Linked DNA regions of Mus musculus: all the other regions are linked to region 1. A link is a loop called in an ENCODE intact Hi-C map of the cell type or tissue named here. Cell type or tissue: left cerebral cortex. All regions are shown on one strand.

Region 1 (8,000 bases):
GGAGGAACTGCAGAGATTACTCCTTATTGTGGAAGCTTTGAGAAATAAGAGTTTCAAAATCTGCCTACAGGGACTTATTTTCACAGGAGTCTTATAGTGGTGTATTTTTCTCTTTCTTTTCCGTTCCCCACTCCACACCCACTCTCTTTCTGAGACAGTGTCTCTCTATGTAGCCCTGGCTTATCATGGAACTCACCAGGTAGACCTGGCTGGCCTCGAAGTCAGAGATCCATCTGCTTTTGCCTCTCAAATGCTGGGATTAAAGGTGTGTGCTGGGGCTGGAAGAGATGGCTCAGAGGTTGAGAGCACCGACTGCTTTTCCCGAGGTCCTGAGTTCAATTCCCAGCAAACACACGGTGTCTCTCAAAGATTTATAATGAGATCTAGAGCCCTCTTCTGACCTACAGCTATATATGCAGAACACTGTGTATATAATAAATCTTAAAAAAAAAAAAGATGTTTGCTGCCTGGCCTTTACAAATGTGGCATATTTTTCCTTTTGGTCCTCTTTTAAAGATAATCCATTTTTCTCAGGTATTTTATGCAGTTGTACTCCAAGGTAAATCTCTAAGAGCCTAAGTTTTAAGTACCAAAGACCTATCAATGTAGCAACTTGTGTTAGAGAGCTGGGAGAGGGAATGAGACGGTCAGCGAAGTTGTAAGCATGCTTTATGTGTAAAGCATACAAAGACAAGGCAGTCTTTACAACGAACCTTAAAAAGGCTCAGGCGTTGTCATTAACTGGTATCTCATCATGTGCTCCTTAAACTGAGAAGCTGAAGACAGGGCTGGCTGCCCTATTTCAGGCTCAAGTGTCCTACAACTCCCCTGTGCTGAGTCAGGTTGGTCCCTGGCTCTGTGACCTGGAGAGAAAAGCAGAAAGGAACACAGAGGAAAATCATCCTTGTGCCCTCGAGAACAGCTGGAAGGTGAAGCACCCCCACAGGCATTTCTGGTATTTGCCCCACGACAGAAAAATGCCCAGAGTGGAGACAGCCAGAATTTAGCCGCGGGAGGCTCATCAGTGAACAAATGCTGCGCTCCTGGATTCTTCAATCTTGCATTGCTTTCTGGGTTCTTTCCCCAGTTGGTTTCTGCCGGATGACTAAGTCTGACTCAACGATTCTGTCTGCTGTTATTTCTTTTACACTGAAGCCTCAACCTCAGGATACACTGATCAGGAACTCTAGTTTGTTTCCTCGGTGAGGATTCTTGATGACATCTGCTGGGTATTTAAAGGTTCTGGATTTGATACTACCTTCTGTCTGCTCTGTCAGTTGGGCTACCCCAGTTGTCTGCCGGATGTTATGAACACCCTAATTGATGTTGTTTTTATTATTTGTTGCTTCTGTCTCCTATCGGCTATTTAATGTCTTACTTTTGCTTATTGCATACTTAATAAACTCAATATTGGCTCAGTCTAGAGAGAGATCATTCTCCAGACCTTACAGGTGTTTAGGTAGAAATTCACTTTCTCAAATGACTTTTCCTTGCAAGGAATGTTTCCGTGAATTCAGGGCTTTGGGTGAAGATGAAAGTGCTGAAATAATTCAACATCTGTGTAGTAAATTTAAGTAAAAAACAAAACAGAGACTCTTGGTATGAATGTAAGCTATTATAGCCATTATGGAAAACCAAATGGAGGTTCCTTAAAAAGCAAAATAAACACTGTAGCATCTACTTTGTGGTATTCATCTTAAGATAATGAAATCAGCATGTCAGAATGCAATGTGCACCTATGTTTAACGCAGTATGAATCATGACTGTCGATACAAAGCATCAGTGGGGGCTAAAGAGGTGGCCCATCAGCTAATAATGACTATTCTTGCAGAAGACCCTGACTTAGATTGCAGCACCCACAAACACGGGGTTCACAATTGTCTATAACTCCAGCTCTGGACAGCTCCAGATGTTGCTGGCTTCTGAGAGCATCGGTCCTCATGTGTACATACTTACATGCATGCCATGGGCACACAGACACTCAAGAACTATAAAAAATAAATCTACATAAGAAGGTATAAAATCAACCTGAATAAGCTTATTAATGTGGAAAATATGATGCGAATGTACAAATGCACATGCTTAACAATAACTAGCCAGCCTTAAAAAGGAAATAATCTCACGTATAAAATGAATGTAGAAGTCATCCTGCTAAATGAAATAAGCTTAGTACAAAAATCACACATTTCCACCTACGAGGGCGTTGGAAGGTTTAATTCATAAGTAGAGTCTATGGAGACAACTCCGAAGCCGAGAGCGCAATGGTGACTGTCAGGGGATGGAGCAGGGATGCAGATACATCAGTAAGATGGTACAGATTCTTTTCCAACAGGATGAACAAGTCCCTTAGATGTATAGTCACAGCATGATGACCATATTTAATAACAATACACTGCCTATTTGATAATTGCCAAATAGATCTTCAGTGTACTCAACCTACAGGAAAAGGGAATATGAGGGTTTGCCTATTTTCACGGTAATCATTTCTCTCTCATGCATATGTATGTATGTGTGTGTGTATATATATCTATATATACCTATATATCTATCTCACACTGTGCAACATACATATAATATTTTGTCAATTAAACCCTAGTAATGCAGGCCGGGAGGTGGTGTTGCACGCCTTCAATCCCAGCACTCGGGAGGCAGAGGCAGGTGGATTTCTGAGTTCGAGGCCAGCCTGGTCTACAAAGTGAGTTGTAGGGCAGCCAGGGCTACACAGAGAAACCCTGTCTCGAGAAAAAAAAAAAAAAAAGCCCCAATAATGCTAGACTAAATCTTAGGCAGTTTGTAAATTTCCAAAAAGATGACCATTTTCATTATAAACCAGAACATAATAATGCAATGTTTCCATGTGGAAGAAAACTTCCTAAAAAAGGGCTATTATTATTTCCGGCGAAAACTCAAGAGCTTGAGATAATTGTACTTTTCTGTTTTGAGAAACTTAACAGAAAATAAGCCAATTTTTTTGTTCATTTTCTGCATTTGAAGTACTCTTCAATGACATCTTTCGCCTGAGATTCTTGGCCAAAGTCCTTAACCACCACACAGCTGCAACCTATCACTTTCCGAGGTTTCCCCTTTCGATCAATTTTGCAGAGGCCTACCCATTCCCCCAGCTTCTTGTTGTCATCAACCTTAATTAGGTTGATCTGGTGCTCAGCACAGAGGGTTTCCACCAACTTGATGTACATAGGTTTATCACAATTGGATGCAAGCACACAGAGATGGGCTTGGCGCTTGCCTAAGGCTTTGGCAGCTTCGTGAATTCCTCGCGCTAGGCCATCGTGGACCAGGGCGGTCTTCAGCACCTCTTGCAAAGCCGTATTGACGTCCATGACAACTCCAGCAGCAGTGCCTTCCTTAGCCATGGCGTGGGTTACAGGTGGATCCGACCTGGAGCGCGCCTCGAGCCTCTGAGAGGCTGCGCAGAAGCAAGACGCGTTTCTAAGAATTTTAAGAAACACCAAACCCTTTCACTATCGAAAACTACCTAACTTCCAACTCAAGTTGCAGGAGGCAAGAAGTTCCCAGTTCTGCGGAGGCGGAAGGGTGGTCGGTCAGGTGGCCACCCAGAGATCAAAAATTAGACACCTCGGGTACGAGGGTGCCCCGTGTTGGTGGTATGCAGTGACTGCGGGTGAGCTTTCTCGTTATTATTACGTAACCCTGGCTCCTCCTGCGGGAATGCATTTAGAGGAAAGTGGACCGCCTCCGCAGATGTGCAACCACCGGGACGCTGCAACCAGCGCCAGCATTCTGTGCCTTCGCTTTATCGAGCTTTTATTTTCCGTTGGCCGATTCGCCACTTTATGATATCAGAATTTAACACGAAAAAGTCTCATTTTAATATTTGAGAAGGCCTTATTGTCCAGAAAAGTGGAATCAGGAAACACTTTTGTCTTAAATTTTTTTTTGTTATAGTTGTGGCGTTCATTTCTGCTACGCTCAGAGCGCCTGGGAGTTGCATCGAAAGCGCCGACGCGGACGCCCAGACCTCCGTGTCCAGCGCGCAGTCGCAGTGGCCTTTCGCCCCGGCTCCCGCCCCCGCTGGGTGGACGACGTGGAAGTTGCTGGCCGACCAGGCTTGGAGGAGTCCGCTTCGGAACCGGAGTCCGGGAGTAGCGGAGGTGGCGGCGCCCAGGCTCAACTAGGAGTCGCTGCCGAGTCCCGGCCTGTCTCTGAGGATCGGCGAGGGCGCGGCGGCGGTTCATCATGGGTGAGGAGCGTGGGAAGGGCGTCAGGCGACCGAGGGGACCGGCCGGGCCGCGGGGCAGCTCTTCGCTACCTTGGCTCTTCACCTGCAGGGAGATTCCGCCTCCCGGCTCGGTCCTTTGCACCCGCGGGGTCCGGACTGATCCCAGCCCGGCCTTTTCCCCTCATCCTGCATCCCCCATCTCGGTTGGGTAGGCGGAACGGGGCGTCGGGTGCCTGGCAGCCAGGCAGCTGAAGGTTCACCGAGGTGTCTGATCCTTCGTGGAAGCTTGGTGGCATCGGGGTGGGTGTTGGGACTGCGTCACTTCTGAGAAACCCGAGGACCGGTGTTGTTTGTTGATCCTTGCGCTGCTCCTGTCTGCTCGCCCGCTGTAGTTAGCTGTCCGTAGATATGGTGGATGGAGTTAGGTGGATTGTGAAGTCCGGTGGGACAGGGAGTGAGATGTTCATGTCGCTTCGCTGATTCGCACTTCTCCAGGTGAGGGAACTACGGTAGACGTCCGAGCGCACCCGACGGTGGTGATGCTCCGGTACAGGTGGAGCTTCTAGGAGTTGCAAAATCTTCGGTTTCTGTCAGTATTTACTCAGTTTTCTCAGAAGTGTGTGGATCCGGTGCATTATAGTTCCGTTCGGTTCTCTGTAACCTTTCGGCGTTGTTTTTCCAAATCTAGACGTCTAAACGGGCAAAAGGACTTTGTCAGGTCACACCCATTCTTTCTGTATACAGCTTGCTCCGTGTTCGCTTTTCTAGAGTGGGCAGCTTTAATTCTGCCATTCCCCTCAAATAGCAAAGTGTAATATCTCTTCCTTTCTTCCTCCTCTCCTCTCCTCTCCTCTCCTTTCCGTGTGCGTGTGCGTTTGTATGCCTACAAGGGAGCGCTGTTGGAAGTCAACCCTTAGTATGCTAGGCAACGCCCTTCTGCTGAGCTGTATAGCCCCAGCCCTTTTAAAACTTTGAGATAGGATCTCACTAAGTTGTCAAGTCTTGAACGCAACTCACTCTGCAGCCAAAGGTGGCCTCAGACTCACTGCTATTGGTTTAGCCTCCTATTGGACCACTAGCCAAAAGGCCTTGCCTTTTATTTTTAAAATTGTGTGTGTATCCGTGTATATTATATGTTGAGCATATTCTTCATATCCCCCACGTTTCCGTTTTCTCACTTTCTATTGTGAATCTTTTTTTTTTTTTCCTCCCTTTAGTGACTTTTGAAGGCAAAGTATTTGTGCCACAAATGCTTTTACATCTCAGGGTGCCTTGGGTACATAAAGGTTCCTGGGAATATTTTATAAAGTAGTGAATGTCGGGGTTTTTTTTTTTGTTTTTTTTTTTTTTTTTTTTTTTTTTTTTTTTTGTCTAAAATATGAGTTTCTAATGCACTCAGGAAACAGAGGCAGGCGGATCTCTATGTGAGTTTGAGGCCAGCCTGGTCTACATGCTGATTTCCAGGGCATCGAGGGCTGCAAAGTAAAAGATCCTATCTCAACAAATACTGCCCCCAAATAATAATAAGCAAGCAACAACAAAAGTGGTTTGTTGAGGCAGTTCTGTGGGTTAGTGGAGAGTGCCCTAAAAGTTTATATTGGTACTGCCACTGTACAGTGAGTGCTCTGTCACTCAGAGCACCCCATTGTGCCGCTTTTCCCCTGCCTGGCGCTGTGGTATCTACGGGTAAGAAGGAGACTGCACTAAGTTACCGTGTCCTTATTCTATTGATGAGAAAATGAACTGGACTCCTGAGGGGCAGTGTCTAAATGTCTGATGATGTGATCTGACTGCCTGACATTTCTCAGGACCTGGGAACTTCACGTGTTACTGTTTGCTGTTGAATAACATCTTTCATTGGAAGCAAGAGTATCTACCTGTGCCTTCAGGACAATGTTTTGATATTTAATTGGGCATATAGCTTTCAAAAGGCTAAATGTTTTGCGGACCTAATTTACAAGATGACATCAAATACATTTTTGCTTTTATTATCTTGTAGGTGGCTTTTTCTCAAGTATTTTTTCCAGTCTCTTTGGAACCAGAGAAATGAGGATTTTAATTTTGGGATTAGATGGTGCTGGAAAAACAACAATTTTGTACAGGTTACAGGTTGGAGAAGTTGTTACTACTATTCCCAGTAAGTATTGGTTTAATAACACTTTTCATGTTTCTATCTAATACAGCTTTCTGAATAAACGAGTCATATGATGGGGGTTTGTAAACTTCTACTATGGAAATGATACTGACAATGCTTAAAAAAAAAACCAAAACAAAACAGCTAAGAAGCATTTTGGTGCAATTTAAGGTTCCCTGCCTAGGTATACAAACAGGCTTCTCTGTTTAGAGCTATAGTTGGTTTAAGTCTCTAAATCGTTACTGCTTAATGAAGATACTGTCTGTCTACTGGATTTGAGGAGTCAATGAGGCGTATAAAGTACTTTGCTAACTTGTATGTTGATGGATGTAGATGTTAAATCGGTATTATTGTACACAAAGCACCTTTTTTTCCTGCATATTTATTGCCTAAATCACAGTGTAGTTTCTTCTAAGTAATTCTGTAGATCACTTTTAAAACTGGGAATTGTAGAAGCAGAGCATTTGAAATGACCTGGCCCCTGAAACCAAGGAGAAGAAACACCGGCACTGTAGTTTACCTCCCGCTTGTGGCCTCGTTATTCCTGCTGTCTTAGAAAGTTATTTGTAGAAAGTCCTTCCTATTTTACTACTTGGGGGTGGATACTCTTGGTGTTTACACCTTTTCATTTGTTGAGCTAAATTTAGAGAGATAAGATTAATATATTTTAATTAAGTTGAATCTGTAGAACTTGCTCAGGATTTTAAATTGTGTGCTTTGAATGATTCTGTTAGACATTCCCATTACGTCACTATTAAACCTTCTGGGGGTTTTTCTCTTTTGCTTTTAACAAGGAGTGTTTGGACTTTGTAGCATCTGTTATCTCCTTCTGCAGCCTTTTGCCCATTTCCTTTCCTTTGATTCTTACTTCCGAGATTCTCTCCTCTCCACATGGGCAGGTTTTGGTGGCCTCTGCAGTGCTCAGTGCTACAGGGCCTGTGGACTGCAGTGTGGGCTGTTTGCACGTGAACAGTTCTTGACGGTGGTAGACATAGACCTGCATATGCCTAGTTCTGAGGAAGACAGGAACTTGCTTTTTAGTTTGCTACTTTTGCCATGGTTTTATTTTTCAGATGTAATGTGCATGCTTACCTGCCAAATACATCATTTACCAACACATCATTAAAGATAGGAAACAAAAATCAGTGGTGGTCGTAAGTCAGTTTCACTCTGACTTTGTTTGTCTCTTTTCTGAGACAGGATTTCTTTTTATAGCCCTGGAAGCCCTGGAACTCACTTTGTAGACCAGACTGGCCGGCCTCTGCCTCCTAAGTCCTGGGATTAAAGGCCTGGCCTGACTTTTTCTTTTCTTTTTTTTCTAAGTTTAGGAAATGAGAGCAAACTTTGTACATGTCCACCCTAAGTGTTTTCAAAATTACTTTCTCCCTCACTTAGATTTTCTTTGAAAATAGTTTCTGGTTTCAGCTGTGTGGTGTCGAGGCACACCTAAGAGAGGCACACCTAAGAAGGATGGCAGACAAATGGGATGAGATATTGACTGTTGAGCTATGACCTTGTTACGAGTGAGCTCTTGAGATGCCCATAGAGGGTCTGTACGGCTGCAGCCTGTAGAGAGCATGGCTTTTTTGAATCTAGAGCCTAGTTTTCTATATTGATTTTCATTATTCACTGTCTGCCAGAGCTTCAGCTTTTTCTTTCTTTCTT
Region 2 (8,000 bases), 350 kb before region 1:
CTAAGGTTCCAGTGTGCTTTCTGCTTCCTGGTTGGGTACCATGGGAAAGCTGCTGCCTCACGTTCCTGAGCACCGTGGCAGACTGAAATGTCTCTGAAATCCCGAGGGCAAAGAAACTTTCCCTCCTTTGAATTGTTCTTGTAGGGGCATTTTGTTCAATTAATACCACCGACCTAAAGAAAATGTCTCTGAAAGGGTGGAATCACTTACGTGTGATTTCGAAGTTCCAGAAGCTGACGCAAAAGGATCGCTATACATAAGTTCGGAACTAACCTGGACTACAAGTGCTAGCCTGGGCTACAGTTGTTTTTTTTTTTTTTTTCCCCCAACCAATCAATAAATCAACAAATGAAAAATAAATTCTCTCACCTATGCTTTCTAACACTAGATCACAGACTGTCCTCATCCACTGTGGCACTGCCCATTATCCGAAGGAAGAGAGGCTACCTAGAGAGGAAGGGGCGTCTGAACAAATTGGTTCCCCACCCAGTCTAGAAGGAATCATGTCCGAGTGATGAAGTCTCTACAAAATCCCAAAGGGATCAGTCAGAGAGTTTCTGGGTAGTGGGACATATTCTGGTTCCTAAGAGTTGGTGCACCCTAAGAGGGCACGAGACCTACAGATCCCTTCCCCTTTCCGACTCTTCATTTTTATTCTTCTTTTCTTTCTGATGGTGGGGGAATCAAACTCAGAGCCTGCACATGATTGGCAAACACTCTCTTCCACAGACCGTTCTCTGAGATGCCAGGTCTCGATACCCAGCTAGGGTAGCCTCAAATCTGTGACTCTCTGCCTCTGCCTCCTGAGCGCTGAGACTGTGCAGGCATAATCCACCCTGCCCAGTACCTTAGCTTACATCTCTGTTGTTATGATGAACACTACGATAAGCATTGTAGGGGGTGGGGGATGGGCTTATTCACCTTACAGATTATAGTCAGTCAGCCATGGTAGCCACAGCCGGAACTCAAGCTAGGAACCTGGAGGAACTCAAATTATTGCCTTGCTGCCTGGCTTGTTCAGCTTGTTGCCTGGCTTGTCCTGCTTGCTTTCTTTTACAGAATGGGTCCATCTGCTCTGAATGATCCTGCCCAGAGCGTTCGGGGCCCTCCCACACCCATTATTATCAAGAAAGCGCCTTGCACACAAGCCAATCCGATGGAAGCATTTTCTCAATTGATGGTCTCTTCCCAGGTGACTATTGCCTACGTCTAGTAGACAAACTCTATCAGGCACACTTGGCTAATTTGTAGCCTTTGTAACACTCGCTATAACAAGGCAACAATGTAAGAAAGTTACTCAAGCGCCTGATGAGATAGGGGTTGCAGGGACTGTAGGAACTCCAGTGTGTATTGTGTCCATTAGCGCTGAGAAACCTGGGGCCTTGATTGGCATCTAAATAGAGGGCCCAGTGTTCGGCACTGAACGCTTGGGGTCTGCTACTATGCTTATTTTGAGCTCACGAGGCTTTTGTGTTGATTACGGCATGAGAGTAGAGGGAAAACGCGGTACTGTTGGTTGAAGCAAGTTCTGAGTGAATAGAACAGAACGGCCTTCAGTGTTGTGCCAGGAGTCGGTTGATGACGTTCAGCTCCAAATTTGTACCTCTGAAAACCAGCCCTGTGTTAAGAGTCATCGCTTTTGCCGTGGGTGTGATATTAAGATTGGCCAGTAGGGGGCAGTAGAGGCATATTGCAGGAACAGGCTGTTGCTTCCTTGGGAATCTAGTGCGTGGCTTTTGCTTCATATTTCTCCAGCCGCATGTGCAAATATGTGAAAATGGACGCAGTGATCTACGTGGAGATCTCTCTCTCTCTCTCTCTCTCTCTCTCTCTCTCTGATTTATTTATTTTATTTATATGAGTACACTATAGCTGTCTTCAGACACACACCAGAAGAGTGTATCAGATCCCATTAAAGATGGTTGTGAATTTCCATGTGGTTGTTGGGAATTGAATTCAGAACCTCTGGTAGAGAGGTCAGTGCTCTTAACCACTGAGCCATCTCTCCAGCCCCAGAAAACAGTCTTAGTACGTCCTTGCCATCTTGGCGTGGTTTGCTGACCTCTTTCCCCATCCTTCCCGTTGGAGACACAGACACAGGGTGCCCCCAACCTGACACCTGAAGCTTCAACACCTCCCTCCACTCTCAGTGAGAAGCATCTCAATGGGAGGCAATAAAAATCGGTGCTTAGTGGGAAATCTGAACTTTTGAGGTTTATAAGAAACAAGGCAGCAGCCGGGCGTGATGGTACATGCCTTTAATCCCAGCACTTGGGAGGCAGAGGCAGGCGAATTTCTGAGTTCGAGGCTAGCCTGGTCTACAGAGTGAGTTCCAGGGCTATACAGAGAAATCCTGTCTCAAAAAACCAAAAAAGAAAAAAGGCAGCAGGCCCAGGGTTCTGTCAACTTGGCACTAGAAAACATACTGGGGGGAGGAGGGAATAAACTAAGTATCAAGTTTGAGAAACACAGTCAAGAACATCAGGACAAACCAAGAATAAGACTAATGGAGATTACAAAGATAAAGGGCACAAAGCATTCAACTGGAACGCCTGATAAAAGAGGTGGGTAGTGCCGCCCTGTAATCCCAGGTGGAAGGGAGGGAGGGAAGAGTTCAAGGCTTGCCTGGCTACATTGGGAGTTAGAACCCAGCCGGGGCTTCTTGAGACACTGTTTCAAAATCCTCCACACCGTTCTGTCCCAGCTTCCCCCACTCCTGTCCCCTCCCCTTCCCACCCTCCCCCCACCAAGCAAAACAAAACCTAATAATTCCCAAACCAACCAACAAAACCAACGAAAGCTTCAGAAGAAAGAGGATAAGTTGAGGACTAGACGAATGAAACAAAGTAGGAAAGTGAGGGGTTTCATTTTAATTTTCTTTTGTTTATTGACAAGGTCTCACTACCAAGACCAGGTTGGCTTTGAACTCATAACCTTCTTGCCTCAACGTCCCAAGTGCTCAACAGGTATGCACTGTGGTAGACACTGCATTTGAGAGTATGCCGTGTAATGAGGGTAATTCCCCACTCCCACCCCACCCCCACACAAAAAGACCCAGGTAGGCCCAAACAATTCTCCAAGTGAATTTGACCCGAAAACTTAGTTAGTTCTCTATAACACTCCAGTTCCTTTTTAAAATTTTTTATAATTAACAATGCCAATTCAATAGCTATACTACCCAGTTGTATTTGAAAGGGTTTCTGAAATGGCTCAGCAGGTTAAGGTGATGCCAAGCCTGACTTCAGTTCCTTGAACCCGCAGCATGGAAGGACAGAAACAAGTGACCCTCACCATACACTCACACACACACACACACACACACACACACACACACACGCACACGCACACGCACTCACACACACGCGCACGCGTGCGAGTTCCCCTGCATACACAAACTTATAAGCAGATTGATTACCTATCAAAAGCTAAGGCTTCAGATAGTAACTAAATCCGTTAGTTTTCCCTGCTTTGCCACAATCAGCCTACCTGTGACCTCAAAAAATTTTTTTTGATAAATGCCCGATTAGTGACTTTTGTTTTTCCAAAACCAATTAAACCTCGTGTACGAACGTCTAGAGTAGATTATGTCATTTGGGACAAGCCGAATATGCATTCCCTAGCCACGATCTTTCAAATTTTCTTTCGAAGATAAACTTGAGGCAGGAGCTGTGTTTTTTTGGTTCATCAGGATTGCCCATTGGCACACTGCAGGGGACAGCCCGGGTCGCTTACCTGTTGGTTGGGTGGGTCCCACCGTGCAGAAGGCAGAGGGCCCAAAGGGCAGGGCCCACGGCGCACGCGCAGATGGGAGGGCGCGCGCCTGCCCTTGCCCCTCCGCCCTCTAGGTGGCGCTGGCGACTCGCCGCCGCCTCTCCGAGGCCAACCCCGGGTGGCGCCGGGCGCCTTGCGGGCCCTGGGTCCGCCTCCGCCGCGCCGAGGGCGTGGGCTCCGGGCTCCCGGAAGCGGCGGCCGCGGCGTGGAGCCCAGCGGGCCGTCGGTCGCCGGAGCGACAATGTGCGGCAGCCGGGGGCTGTGAGCTAAGCGCGGCGGCGCGTCCGGGGGCCCCTGAATGGCGGCTCGCTGAGGCGGTGGCGCGGCGCGGGCTCCTCCTGGCGTGGGGTGGCGGGGCCGGGGTGATGCTGCTTAAGCTCCTGCAGAGACAGACCTATACCTGCCTATCCCACAGGTATGGGCTCTACGTCTGCTTCGTGGGCGTCGTTGTCACCATCGTCTCGGCTTTCCAGTTCGGAGAGGTGAGTAGCGGAGCCCGAGCCCCGGAGCCGCGTGCGCAGCATTCCCCGATTGAGCCCCGCGGTGCCGGCACCCCGAATCTCCCTTCTGCCTCCCCATCTTCCCTGCAGCCTGGGGACCAGCACACGGCCCACTAGTCCCAGGCGCTGAGCGTGCATCCTCTCCCCGGCTCGCCTGCAGCAGCTGGACTGGACGTCCGGGCCTCGCGTGCTTCAGCGTGCGCATGGATCCCCTTCCTTCTGCAGGGTGTCCCCAAGAGTCCTCTGGCCATTTGATTTTGGCTCTAAGGCCTTGCGCTGGTGAAACTCTCTCCTAGGGTTTGTATTTTTCTGTAGTGATCCTTCATTCCCTGGCTCTCCGTAGGATCCAGTCCTGCGGTGCCACCCTACTAGTCCTTCACCGTTGACAAAACACCTTATCTTCTGTTTCTTCTGGATCGCAGACTTTGTCTTAGAGGCATGCGCGGCTTTGCATGTGAATTTTGCGCCGTTTTGCATGTGAATTTTGCGCCGTTTTGCATGTGAATTTTGCAGAGTGAAAGGGAGATTTTTTTAAATTAACTTTTTTCCTTTTTCATAATGGCTCTGCTGTTTTGTACAGCTGCATGCCAGCGGGTTGGAGGCCTTACTAGTGAGAATGCACACGCTGATGGGAAGCACCAAGTGCTTATCTCAGAGTAGGGCCCTTGTCAGGTGACTAGGACTGCCTGCGGATCTTGGACTCCAGCCCCGGACCTCTTGAGAGCCAGCACAGACCCACCCTTGCGTCATGGGCTATGCTAATACTTTTTAGATCAAGTCGCTGGTCCTTCTTGGACTGAGAACTGCGTTTAATTGATGTGCAGTGAAGCAGTTTGATTAGACTGTAAACTCTTCAAAGAGCACAGACAACCGGTTTGGGAGGTGTGAGCAGCCAGGTTAAATGAATTTTATGCTCCTTTGGAGACATACCTTGAACGTTCTGGGGACTGCCATTACTCTTCAGTTTAAATTTCAGTTATTTGATTCTTGGGTAGTCTAGTACAGTCTTCGCCATCTTAAGTGTGCAAAGGGGTATGAGCAGGTCAGAAATGAATGGGCACAAGTGTGCCATTCAACAGAACACTGCCCCTGGAGACAGGAAGAAAACATGCGCTTTCAAAGAGTTTGGAATGGTCTCCCTGTTTTATTTATTTGCTTATATTTTAGTAAGAGGTTAAAAGGGTTTTATAATTAACAGAATGCTCTTATAAAACGGCACAATACGTATGTGTGCGCTCAGCACCTACACCGGACTGTAAGCTCGGTGGAGAAACTGGTGTCACTTTAAATGCTGTAACCCTAGCCCAAGCCCAGTGCCAGGCAGTGCCAGTGTGTGCATACTAAGCGTCTGCTTAGTGATTGGCTGAGCGATATGGCCGGGTTCTAAGTGTGTTTTTAGTGGTTGTAGGGACTAGAAAAAAGTAATTTTACAGGTGAGAATGAGACTGTCGCCCACTTCCAATTGTGGAGTGTTTTAGTTTTCCACCACCTCCTGGTCCGTCTACGTTTCATGTGTTGTAACTTGATATGTTTTCGCATAGTTAGTGTCTGACTGCTTTTGAATGGCTTTCATTTCTGAGAAAGAGCCTTACTAAGTTGCCCAGGCTAGCCTGAAGTTCACAGTCTTCCGTTATCAGCCCTTCTGAGTGCTAGGGTTGTTGGTTTATGGTTTTAACCTGGTTCATTTTAAGTGGGCTGTTTACTGACCATGGCGTGAAATGCATTTGTTACAGCCTTGAAGAGTTTGAGACAGGGTCTTACCACGTCGCCCAGGCTGGGCTTGAACTTCCTATATAGACCAGGCTGGCCTTGCACTCAGATCCTCCTGCTTCTGCCTCTGGAGTGCTGGGATTCAAGGTGTATGCCATGAGGCCTGGCTCATAGACACAGATCAAAAAGTTTAGCTGAAATGAGAGAAATAAGAGTTAAGAGTGTCACCGGGTAGCAGGAGAGGTGGGGGTAGCTGGCCTGTGATGGGGGAGGGGCTAGGGAGAGCTAATCTGGATGTGACCAATGGCTCCAGTTAATGCTAACCATGATAATAGCAAGCATAGTCCTTACTAGGTGTTCTCTAACTGCTTCATACACTAATTTAGTCTTCACCCAGCCCTCGCATCTGGACAGTATTATTTTACCTGCCTCACAGGTTATGCAGCTGAGGTGTTTGCATAAATTAACATGGCTAATTCACAGCAGACATGCGCTTCAAGCTTAAGACAACTTGGCTTTGATGCCAACGTCTTAGTAACACCTCTTATATATAACATGCGGATCAGTGTTTTGCCTGTATGTGTGTATATGTGTAAGGATGTCAGATCCCCTGGGACTGGAGTTACAGACAGTTGTGAGCAGCCACATGGGGCCTAACCCAGGACCTCTGGAAGAGCAGCCAGTGCCCCTAACCACTGAGCCATCTCTCTAGCCCTAACCACTGAGCCATCTCTCCAGCCCCCAATAATCCCCCCTTAAGGCTTTTCTTCCGTATATGCATGTTATGTGCACACATGTGGGTGCACATGTGACACTTTGTGCTGTTGGTTCTTTCTCTGCACCTTGTGGTTCCCAGGAATCAAACTTGGGTTGGCAGCAGATTCCTTCACCCTCAAGGTCATCCCCTTACCGCCACATCATTGCCCTTCACCCCAGCTCCTGATGGTTTCTCCTGCAGCCCCGGGCTTTGCTTATCACATCTGGGAGGAAATCTGAGCCCTCTCAGCTTCCTCTTCTTTAAAATAAAGGCATAACTGTCTTCTTATCAGGGTCGCTAGTGGAAATTAAGTGTAGGAAGATTGATAGCACATAACAAACTCTGTCGTTAGGCCGTAATAGTTGATGTTATCACCATCAATTGTTTAGTCTCCCTCTTCACTTTGAAATATTTCCTTGAACTGGGACTTTGATTGTGTAGGTAGCACCCGGCTGTTAACTAGTTGTGATGCATATAATGGTTAAGAAGATCATTGGTAAACTGGGAGCTCATTTTCCTCCTTAGTGTAAGAGGTAAAGAGGGGATTTGAAGATTTTTATTTGTGTGTCTGTGTGTGTGTGTGTGAAGGTCTCCTGGAGCTGGAGTTACTGAGCTGGATTCTCAGTATGGGAGCTGGGATCCAAACTCCAGTCTATCAGAAGAGCAATAAATGTTCTTAAACCCATCTCTCCAGCCACTACCCACCTCTGTGTGTGTGTGTGTGTGTGTGTGTGTGTGTGTGTGAGTCTGAGACAAGGTTACTTGTACCCCAGGCTAGCCTCCAACTCCATTTGTACTTGAGGATGACCTTGAAATTCTTTCTGACCCTTCTGCTTCAACCTCCCTAATGCTAGGATTATAGTTATAAACTATAGAATTGTAATTTTGTTATTGAGCTATTAAAGTTTAAGACCACTCTGCCCAGTCCTGGGGAATCTAACCCCGGGCTCTATGCACGTTAGGTCAGCACTGTACTAGTTAATCTATCTCCTCCGCCCTAGGTTCTTGCTTTTTAATAAGTTGTTTAAACACTTGTCCAGAGTTTGAGGAAAAATGGAATCAAGGGTGGGATCTACTAAATAATTCATTTTCCCTTACAAGTCAAGCCAAGTACTAGTTAGAAATCCCCTGGGAATTCTGATAAAATAGGAATACAGTTGAACCCAAAGGTGGTAATCTAGGGTGAGCCCTCGAAGTGGAGAAATGGGTCTGAATGAAATAAGGACACACAACTCCAAGATACGGTTGAAAAAGAAGGCTTT
Region 3 (8,000 bases), 110 kb before region 1:
ATACATAAAGTAAATAAATCCTTTAAAAATAGTTGGATAAAATATCCAAATGAGAGATTTGGACTCATGGTTTTGTGTTGAAATCTGATTTTATGGGCCACACTTGTACACATGAGTTTTTATACACAAGACCTACATAAGTATTCCAGAATGTATTTAGTTTCTGAAAGTAAAATACTTTAAAAGAAAACCAACTGGCTGGTTGGGGTAGCACTCAAAGGTAACGTCTTTTATATGCCATCGTCCAGTGACAGCTTTCCAACATAAGCAAGACTCCAGGGACAGTTCTAATGCAGGACCTTCCCCAAACATCTACTTAGATGTTACCTTCTCTGGGTCTGTCACTGGTATCCCTTGGTATTCCCAGAAAGTCACAGTGTTCCTCTTAAAGAAGGGGTAGATTTCTGGGAAGACAGATTCACCAGCAGCTTATCATATTACCACCCTTGTGATTCTGGTCTGGGATAAGCATCTACTTAAGACCAACTAGAGGAGAAGCTCCGCACCGCCAGTGTTGGGCTCTTATGACTTATTGGTGACACCACGAAAGTAATTGAGAGGACAGATGTGAGCTCTTTCTCCCCTTCTCCTCCTCCTTCTCTTATTCTGTCATTGACAAGGTTTCAGAATGTAGCCCAGGTTGGCCTAGAACTTGGTTTTGAGCTTGCCTTCATTGTCCATCTCCTAGGTTACAGGTCCACACCACCACATCCAAATCAGATCTGGTCTCTTGTCCTAATTGGAGAGTATGTGGCTCTTTTGCATAAAGCAATTTTTGAATTAAACTTTTGCCACTCCACAGAAGGCCTGCTCTCATTCCCTTCCCAGGGTGAATCATCTATCAGCAATCTTGCCATCAAGGCCAAAGATTTGACCCATGATCTTGCCAACCCTCAGTTTCTCTTGATACTGTTTCTTGTAACATTGTGCACATATAGCCTCGGACTCTACTATTATCCAGGTATCTTTGCTTATACCATTACCTCTTCCTAGGACACATTCCCATCTTTATTCTCTTATTCTAAGCACATGATCTAACCCTCTAATTTAAATTCTACTGTTAACCTGTTCTCTGGGACCATCCACATAGGAACTATGGTAACATCCTTAGGGAACCAAGATGGCTACCCTGACAGGGGAACAATAATTCAGACGTTATCCAGCTACTTGGAAGTTTCTCAGGACCATGAAACATAAAGTTTGTTTAAGAGTTACACAAATAGTCTGCACCTTGGTTACACGTTGGAGTCTTGTGGAGAACCCTAAAATAGGTATGGTGGGGTTTCACTGCCTTATCCAGGGCTGCATTTTGATTGAACTAAAGAGATGCAAGGTTCTTGAGCGCGCCCCCAACTCGCCAGCAAGAACGACGCCACAGCAGGATCCTTCTGCACACGTTTATTCAGTCCTGTTTCTTCTTTCTTTATATCTCCCTTGTTTATATATCTCCCTTGTTTTTATATCTCCCTTGTTTTTATATCTCCCTTGTTTTTATATCTCCCTTGTTTTTATATCTCCCTTGTTTATATCTCCCTTGTTTTTATATCTCCCCCGAACCCTGGGCCTCTCACTCCTTTTATACTCTCTCTCATCCACGCACCGCAGGCCACGCCCCCTCGCCAGTCACGAGGCTTCAGCTAATCAGGGCAGCAGGGGCAAATCTCCACCAAATTGGATTCACCTGTATCCTGGTACACCTGCGCAGCACTCAAGATGTTTGTGTCTTATATGAGGAAGTCAGGTGCAAGTCATATGACTTAGCTGCAGTCCCTGGCGCCTTTGGGACTGCCGCCACACCCGCTCCCCACACAAGGTGGTACTGCATCTTTAATCTATGTTCTTAATGTTCCCTAAGGTGATGAGCCTCGTTAGGCTCTGGTGCTGATTCTGACTGGCCCAGAGGGAAGAAGGGTACTGTGAACCACACTGGTGTACCTTGAGTATAAATGCCCTCAAAGCCTCCATGGGGACACATTTCCTCTAAAGGCCACATCTCCTCCAATAAAGTCACACCTCCTAATAGTGCCACTCCTTATGGCCCGGCATCCAAACACATGAAGCTCTGGGAGCCATACTTACTCAAACCATCACAGAGCCATTACGAGATGGTACCATTAGAACACCATCTTCCTAAGATTGTCCTTGCAGAAGACTGTCGTTCACAGTGCTGCCTGTGCCTTCCTTCTTCCTTGGCCACTTTAAACAACTGTGTTTATAGGGCTGATGAAATGCATACTTTGTATGGGTTCACTACATCACCTCTATACACTGAAGAAATTTATAGGGGCACTTTCCATAAGTGACTAAAATCACTGTCAACACGACCCCTTACTGTCCCATTGACTGTTTCTATGTAATAAGGGAGTCAATGTGATGTTTTCTGAGAGAGAAAGGAGTGATGTGCAGATTTAGAAACCAATTCCTCCTCCAGAGCTTCCCAGCTGGGGGAAAAAAGGGAGTGGGAGAAGGGGGAAGAGGGGGAGGGACTGGGAGGAGGGTCTAGGAGAAAGGGGAGGAAGGAGGGAGTGGGAGAAGGGGGAGGAAGGAGGGAGTGGGAGAAGGGGGAGGGAATGGAAGAAGAGAGAAAGGGGAGGGAGGAAGGGAAAGAGAGAGAGAGAGCAAGGTTGAGAGAGGCCTGTCTCTGGGGGGGAGATTCCTCATCCCCAAAATAAACTCTTCCTGCTCAAGTTAGAGCCTCAGGCTTAAAGTATCAGCATTCTGGAACCAGAACAATACAAACATGGGATAAGGTTGATGAGACACGAGCATTTGTAGGTGATGTGGTCATCGCTGTTGGTGCAGGCTCAGTGGAGGTGACACACTCCGAATGCAGAGAGACCAGAGACAGGGTGGGGGTGGGGGTAGGGTGGGCGAGATTCTAGTTGACCAGCCACGGAGGAAGGGGTGATGTACTGATGAGGAAATGGCAAGTCACGCAGCTCTGTAGTCCCCTCAAGACTTTCATACAGGGTTGACTTCAGGAGTATAGTGTAGGAGATTCAGAGCCACATCCCGTGGGCTTGGTAATTTGTCAAGGTTGTCTAGCCCAGTGGCTCTCAATCTTCCTACTTGTGAGATCCTTTACTATATCTCCTCATGTTATGGTGACCCCCGACCATAAAATTATTTTTGTCACTACTTCATAATTGTAACTTTGCTACTGTTATGAATCATAGAGTAAACGTATGCTTTAAGTCCCCAAAGGGTTCGAGACCCACAGGTTGGAAACCATTGGTCTAACCCATCACTCTGGTTTGGGAATTCAGATTCCCATGTCTAATAATCAATTCTACAAAACTCCATATGCAAGACAGCAAAGATTACAAGAAAGGACTCTGCTGGGATGGCATTGTTCAAAGGGACTAAGAAAATGAGCCATGGTGTGTAGTGGCAGCTGCCTTTCAGGTTAGCACACAGAGGCTGCAGGAAGAACACAAGGCCTTACATACAAGGGTTACATGGTGAGACCCTGGCTGAAAAATAGACAAGTAAATAAATTAACCAAACAAATAGAAAATAAGTCTTTAGCTCCAATAATGGGAATCTAATTAATTATTGTGTACTACTTAACAGGTATTATTTATAAATGCTACATAACTAAATGGCATATGCTGAAGAGATAATAGCCATAAAAAATAATGATGAGGCCAGTCATAGTGATGCACACCTATAATCTCAGCTCTCAGAAAGCAGAAGCTATTTCCCCAAGTTCAAGGCCAGCCTGGTCTACATAATGCATTCCAGGCCAGCCAGGGCTACAGAGTAAAACCTGTCTCAAAACTCAAAAAATAATAATTAAAAAAGTAGTTATACATATTAATATGAAACAATGTATTTACACACCTTGAGAGAAGATTTGCTGCTGACCTGTATTATAATATCTTCTCATTTTTCACGTCATGTATTATTTGCAGCCAGGATTTAGAAAAGAAAGAAAACAGACACTCATCTTTTAAAATATTTTTAATTATGTGTATGTGCATATGCACATATCTGCGGGGTCCAGAAGAGGGCATCAGAGTCCCTGGAGCTGGAGTTACAGGTGGTTTGTGTATTGCCCAATATGGAAATGAAGCTGATGACATCACCCGTAATGCCAACCAGGGGGATGTTATGACAAAGGGACCTTAAGTCTGAGGACACCTGGTCTATATAATGAATTCAAAGTGAGTTTGGAGCTAGTGTGGTAGTACTGGCTTTTGATCCCAGTACTCAGGAGGTAGAGACCAGTGGAAGTCAGCCTGGTCTACATAGGGAGGTGCAGGCTAGCCTGGTCTACATAGTGAGACCTTATCTCTAAATAAATAATTAAATGAATAAATAAATAAACAACAAACAAGCAAACAAACAAATAAATATAATCTATAGTGAGACCAGGCCTCAAACAAACAAACAAACAAACAAACAAAGAGCAAACAGGATGAAAATAGCATCTACTCTAAACAGACAAAGTAAAAGAACAACAACAACAACAACAACAAAAAACCAAGCAAACAAGACCACCACCAACAAAAACAGGAACAAGAGGAAACATTGCTTTGTTTATATGAATAACAAAATTTGTTTATTTCCTCTTATTTGTTTCCTCTTCTAGAAACTCATTCTATAAAAAAGACACTTGAAATAAAGGGCTGAGAGCATGAACCATAAAGCTATCGGTCAGATGTTAAAAAGCTATAGAAAATTAAAAATTCCATTCACTATAGGAGGAAAAAAAAAATCAAACAATCCCAAACTGCAGGACTCATTCTCTGTATAATTTCCCCACAGTCCTGTACACATATAGCTTATGTGCGGCTTTTCTTCAGAAATTACCCAGTTTTTATTATTTTTAAAAGCACTTGGGAGCTAGCGAGATGGCTCAGCGCAGTTGCTCTTCCAGAGGTCCTGGATCTGACATCCAGAGGACCTGGCTACCCACATGGTGGTTTACAACCATCTGTAACTCCACCTCTCGAGGATCCAACACATATGTCTGGCTTCCTCGTGCACCAGACAGGCATGTGGTACACAGAGTATGCGCGGGCAAAATACATAAAATAGTATTTTTGTTTTGTTTTGTTTTGTTCTGTTTTTGTTTGTTTTTGTTTTTTTAAACCATTTGAACCCCAAGCAACGTTAGCCTGTTGCTTATTTATCTTTTTTATCCTTTGTGAATTTCACACATGTGTTTGGGTCATAATCACCTCCATCAGAGGTTATTCAGTTTTAAAGAAAAATCTCTCATTTTTATCTCCTATGCCGCATCTTCGTGTAAGTTAAAACAAGGCATTTAGAGGTTTCCTTTTCCACCCAAACTCTTCCTCTTTGTCAGCCTCGTTTAAATATTGCTGCATGCTGTCGCTAAGGGAAACGCTCCTGTATCTTCCAAAATAGAGACCAAGGAAACGATCAGATTTCTTTAATGCTCAATGAGGCATAACGACTTGGCTATGGGAATACAGTGGTGTACCTGGCGGCGTGAGTAAAAAAGGCTATGTAAAAGTAATTATAATTCTTGCGAAAGAAGTAGGCAAAGTCATAGAAAAATAGATTCTCCCGCGGGCAAGGAGCGGTATAAGTCGCTAGGAAAACATTTGGGAGCTAGGAAAGCCTAGCTGATGTACTGCAAAGTGGAAAAGGAAACGCAGAAGCGCAAGGGTTCTGCCACACAGTGATGATGGAAAATTCTGTTCAGCAGCTCAGCTTGTTTGAGCCGGGAAGAGCGATGATTGGGTGACAAGGTCGAGTCGAAAGCCTGTACACTTAGCTACGTGAAGTTCTACTGTATCACGCTCAGTGTTATTTTAGGATAGTCACGAGAGCACTTGAACCCTGAACAGGGAACCTCTCCTCGCCTTATCCTGTCGCACACGGGCATGAAGTGGCTCAAGTACTCAGACACAGAGGCAACTCCAACCAAAAGGCTAGCGGTGGTCTACGTTTCCTTGGAGCCACTCCAAGTCCAGAACCACGTTTAGCCTCACTTCCCCCTTGCCTCGGAGAGCATTTGGAAGGGATGACGTCACATAACAAATGCATGTCTGATTTAGTTGGTGACACGTTCAGTAACCAAAAAATCCTCATAACTTCAGTCAAACTAGGATTTTTCTAGCACTGCCCTTAAGATGTCGTTCTGGGTTCTTTTGGTAGGGAGTTGGATTTGGGGATGGGGCAGGGGGATGCCAAGGGCGCATACCCAAAGCCAATTTTCCTTGCAAATAAGCAGTTTAAGACAATTCCAGTCTTTGAGTCTTTGCTACGTCAAATACAGAAGAACTCGTTTAATACATAAATAAGAGGATAAAATATTTTTCAAGATAAGTAAATGAAAGGCATGGTGGCCTATACCTCAGGAGAACTTTGAGGGTAACCTGATCAACTTTGTGTGAGTGACCCTTCCAAAGAGGAGGGGGACGAGGGAAAGGGAGGTTAGGGGTAGGCACATCGATGTTAGTTTGCTGGTTGAACAAATTCCACAGTCAGCTGGACACTACCAAGAAGCTTCCGAGCTCAACGTTACTCGTAGCCACCGTGGAAACACTCTGTAGCACTTGTGAACTTGACGGTGTTCCCAAGCGAGTAAGTATCTTTCACATCAGCTGCAGACAACCAGAGTAGTTATAAATATAGGCTCAAATGGCCTCACCCGAGAGTTTGGATTTTGGCTTCTGATACCCGATGTGCTAATGGTAGCAGCAAATGGCTGGCCAGTAGTCTGCACTGCTCCATTTGCAAGTAATTTATTACCACAGCAGCATCTGAACTAGGAAGGAAGTCTCCCCAGCCTCTCTCCTTTTCCTTTTACTCTATTCCTGTTTCAGTTCCATGACTGAGAGAAGAAAGCAGCGGGGCATGGTGGTGCGTGCCTTTAACCCTAGCCCCCCAGGAAACAGAGGCAAACAAATCTCTGAATTTAAGGTTTAGCATGGTCTATGTACTAAGTTCCAGGACAGTCAGAGCTATACAGTAAGATCCTGTCTCAGATAAATAATAATAAAAATAAAATAATAATAATAATAATAATAATAGTAGTAGTAGTAGTAGTAATGATAATAATAATAAAGACCATTCTTGGCTCTATCTCAGGGCTACTGTAATAATGAGTGGGGTTTTTTTTTTACTACTGGTACAATTTATATAATAAATTATATAATATAATAGCCCTGTGTGTAAAAATTATTATCAGTCCTATTTTACAGATACAGAAACTTGGGAATAAAGGCTTCTGTATTTTGTTTGTTAGTAGGCTGTGTAGATATGACTTCAGACTGTCTGGCTGTATGAATCCTGAATGCTGGAGCACACACAAGCGAGTTTGCACACGGGGCCTCAGGTCTTACTTTCCTTTCCCAATAATAATCGTATTCGTTTTGGCAAGATCAGGTGCTGTGCTGATTCCTGGTGTGATTTTCCTCAATAACCCACTGTCTCTAGTGACACTTAACTTTCTGCAGTGTTCCATCTTTTCATGCTCCTGGGGACACCACTGAACAGTTGTACAAATTCTCCCACACCAGGAGCCTCCGGCAGTACACCCGCCAGGAGATGGTATTTTAAGTTACAGCGAGACTGTTGTGTAATCCCCTCCTGCTCTCTGCTCTGACAGACCCACCTGCCGTCCCTGTCCCTGTCCCTGCTTTCACGTGTCTTTCCACTCTTCCCTTGGTGTTCCCTTACTTTTGATCTGACTGGCACGATTTCTCCTACTGTTACCAAACATCGTTGCGATGAGAAAAATCGGGGGGGGGGGTGGAGGGAGGGAGGGACAGTGGCAAGGGAACACCTACAATTTTATTTTCCTTTCCAGTGTGCCAAAGGGAATTCTTCCTTCTCTCAAAGCCCTAAAGAGAAAGGTTTCTTGCTTAAGTTAGACAATCCAGGAAGACAGTAGCTGGGGACAGCCAGTGGCTGGAAGTTTAGGAGGAACAAGCGTTGGGGGATTAGATTACAGAGAATCATCTGGAACTGTGGGTAGGAGGGGTGTTAATAGCTATTGCACAGAAAGATGCTCTTGGGTT

What was found. Hi-C counts contacts between places; a loop is a spot of excess contacts. Peaks named below come from ENCODE experiments on the same cell type or tissue, not always from the same donor. Only the 100,000 strongest peaks of a DNase experiment are listed, where the experiment ranks them.
Region 2: a loop joins it to region 1, with 6 times the contacts of the local background. A loop is called at or near these places in 30 of 42 quality-filtered maps.
Region 3: a loop joins it to region 1, with 2.4 times the contacts of the local background. A loop is called at or near these places in 3 of 42 quality-filtered maps.

What each region holds. Positions count from the first base shown.
Region 1 is chr10:88,727,343-88,735,342 of GRCm38, forward strand. Gm4925 (predicted gene 4925) reads right to left here and starts at 3,759. Exons shown (of 1, transcript NM_001037166.2): 1 at 2,199-3,759. The coding sequence starts at 3,374. The coding sequence ends at 2,976. Arl1 (ADP-ribosylation factor-like 1) reads left to right here and starts at 4,072. Exons shown (of 6, transcript NM_025859.3): 1 at 4,072-4,222; 2 at 6,201-6,338. The coding sequence starts at 4,219. In left cerebral cortex, a CTCF peak has its summit at 3,619; DNase peaks (open chromatin) are centred at 1,005, 3,726, 4,009 and 4,808; H3K4me3 peaks cover 2,333 bases; H3K27ac peaks cover 1,857 bases.
Region 2 is chr10:88,375,283-88,383,282 of GRCm38, forward strand. Gnptab (N-acetylglucosamine-1-phosphate transferase, alpha and beta subunits) reads left to right here and starts at 3,986. Exons shown (of 21, transcript NM_001004164.3): 1 at 3,986-4,253. The coding sequence starts at 4,137. Gm40733 (predicted gene, 40733) reads right to left here and starts at 3,782. Exons shown (of 5, transcript NR_168608.1): 1 at 3,733-3,782. In left cerebral cortex, CTCF peaks have their summits at 1,661 (motif pointing right), 3,839 (motif pointing right) and 5,388; DNase peaks (open chromatin) are centred at 1,658, 3,978, 4,378, 4,659 and 2 more places; H3K4me3 peaks cover 2,912 bases; H3K27ac peaks cover 2,614 bases.
Region 3 is chr10:88,616,960-88,624,959 of GRCm38, forward strand. No RefSeq gene overlaps it. Among named protein-coding and RNA genes, the nearest start is that of Mybpc1, 16 kb to the left of the region's middle. In left cerebral cortex, a CTCF peak has its summit at 4,010 (motif pointing right); DNase peaks (open chromatin) are centred at 5,679 and 7,528; H3K4me3 peaks cover 696 bases; H3K27ac peaks cover 213 bases.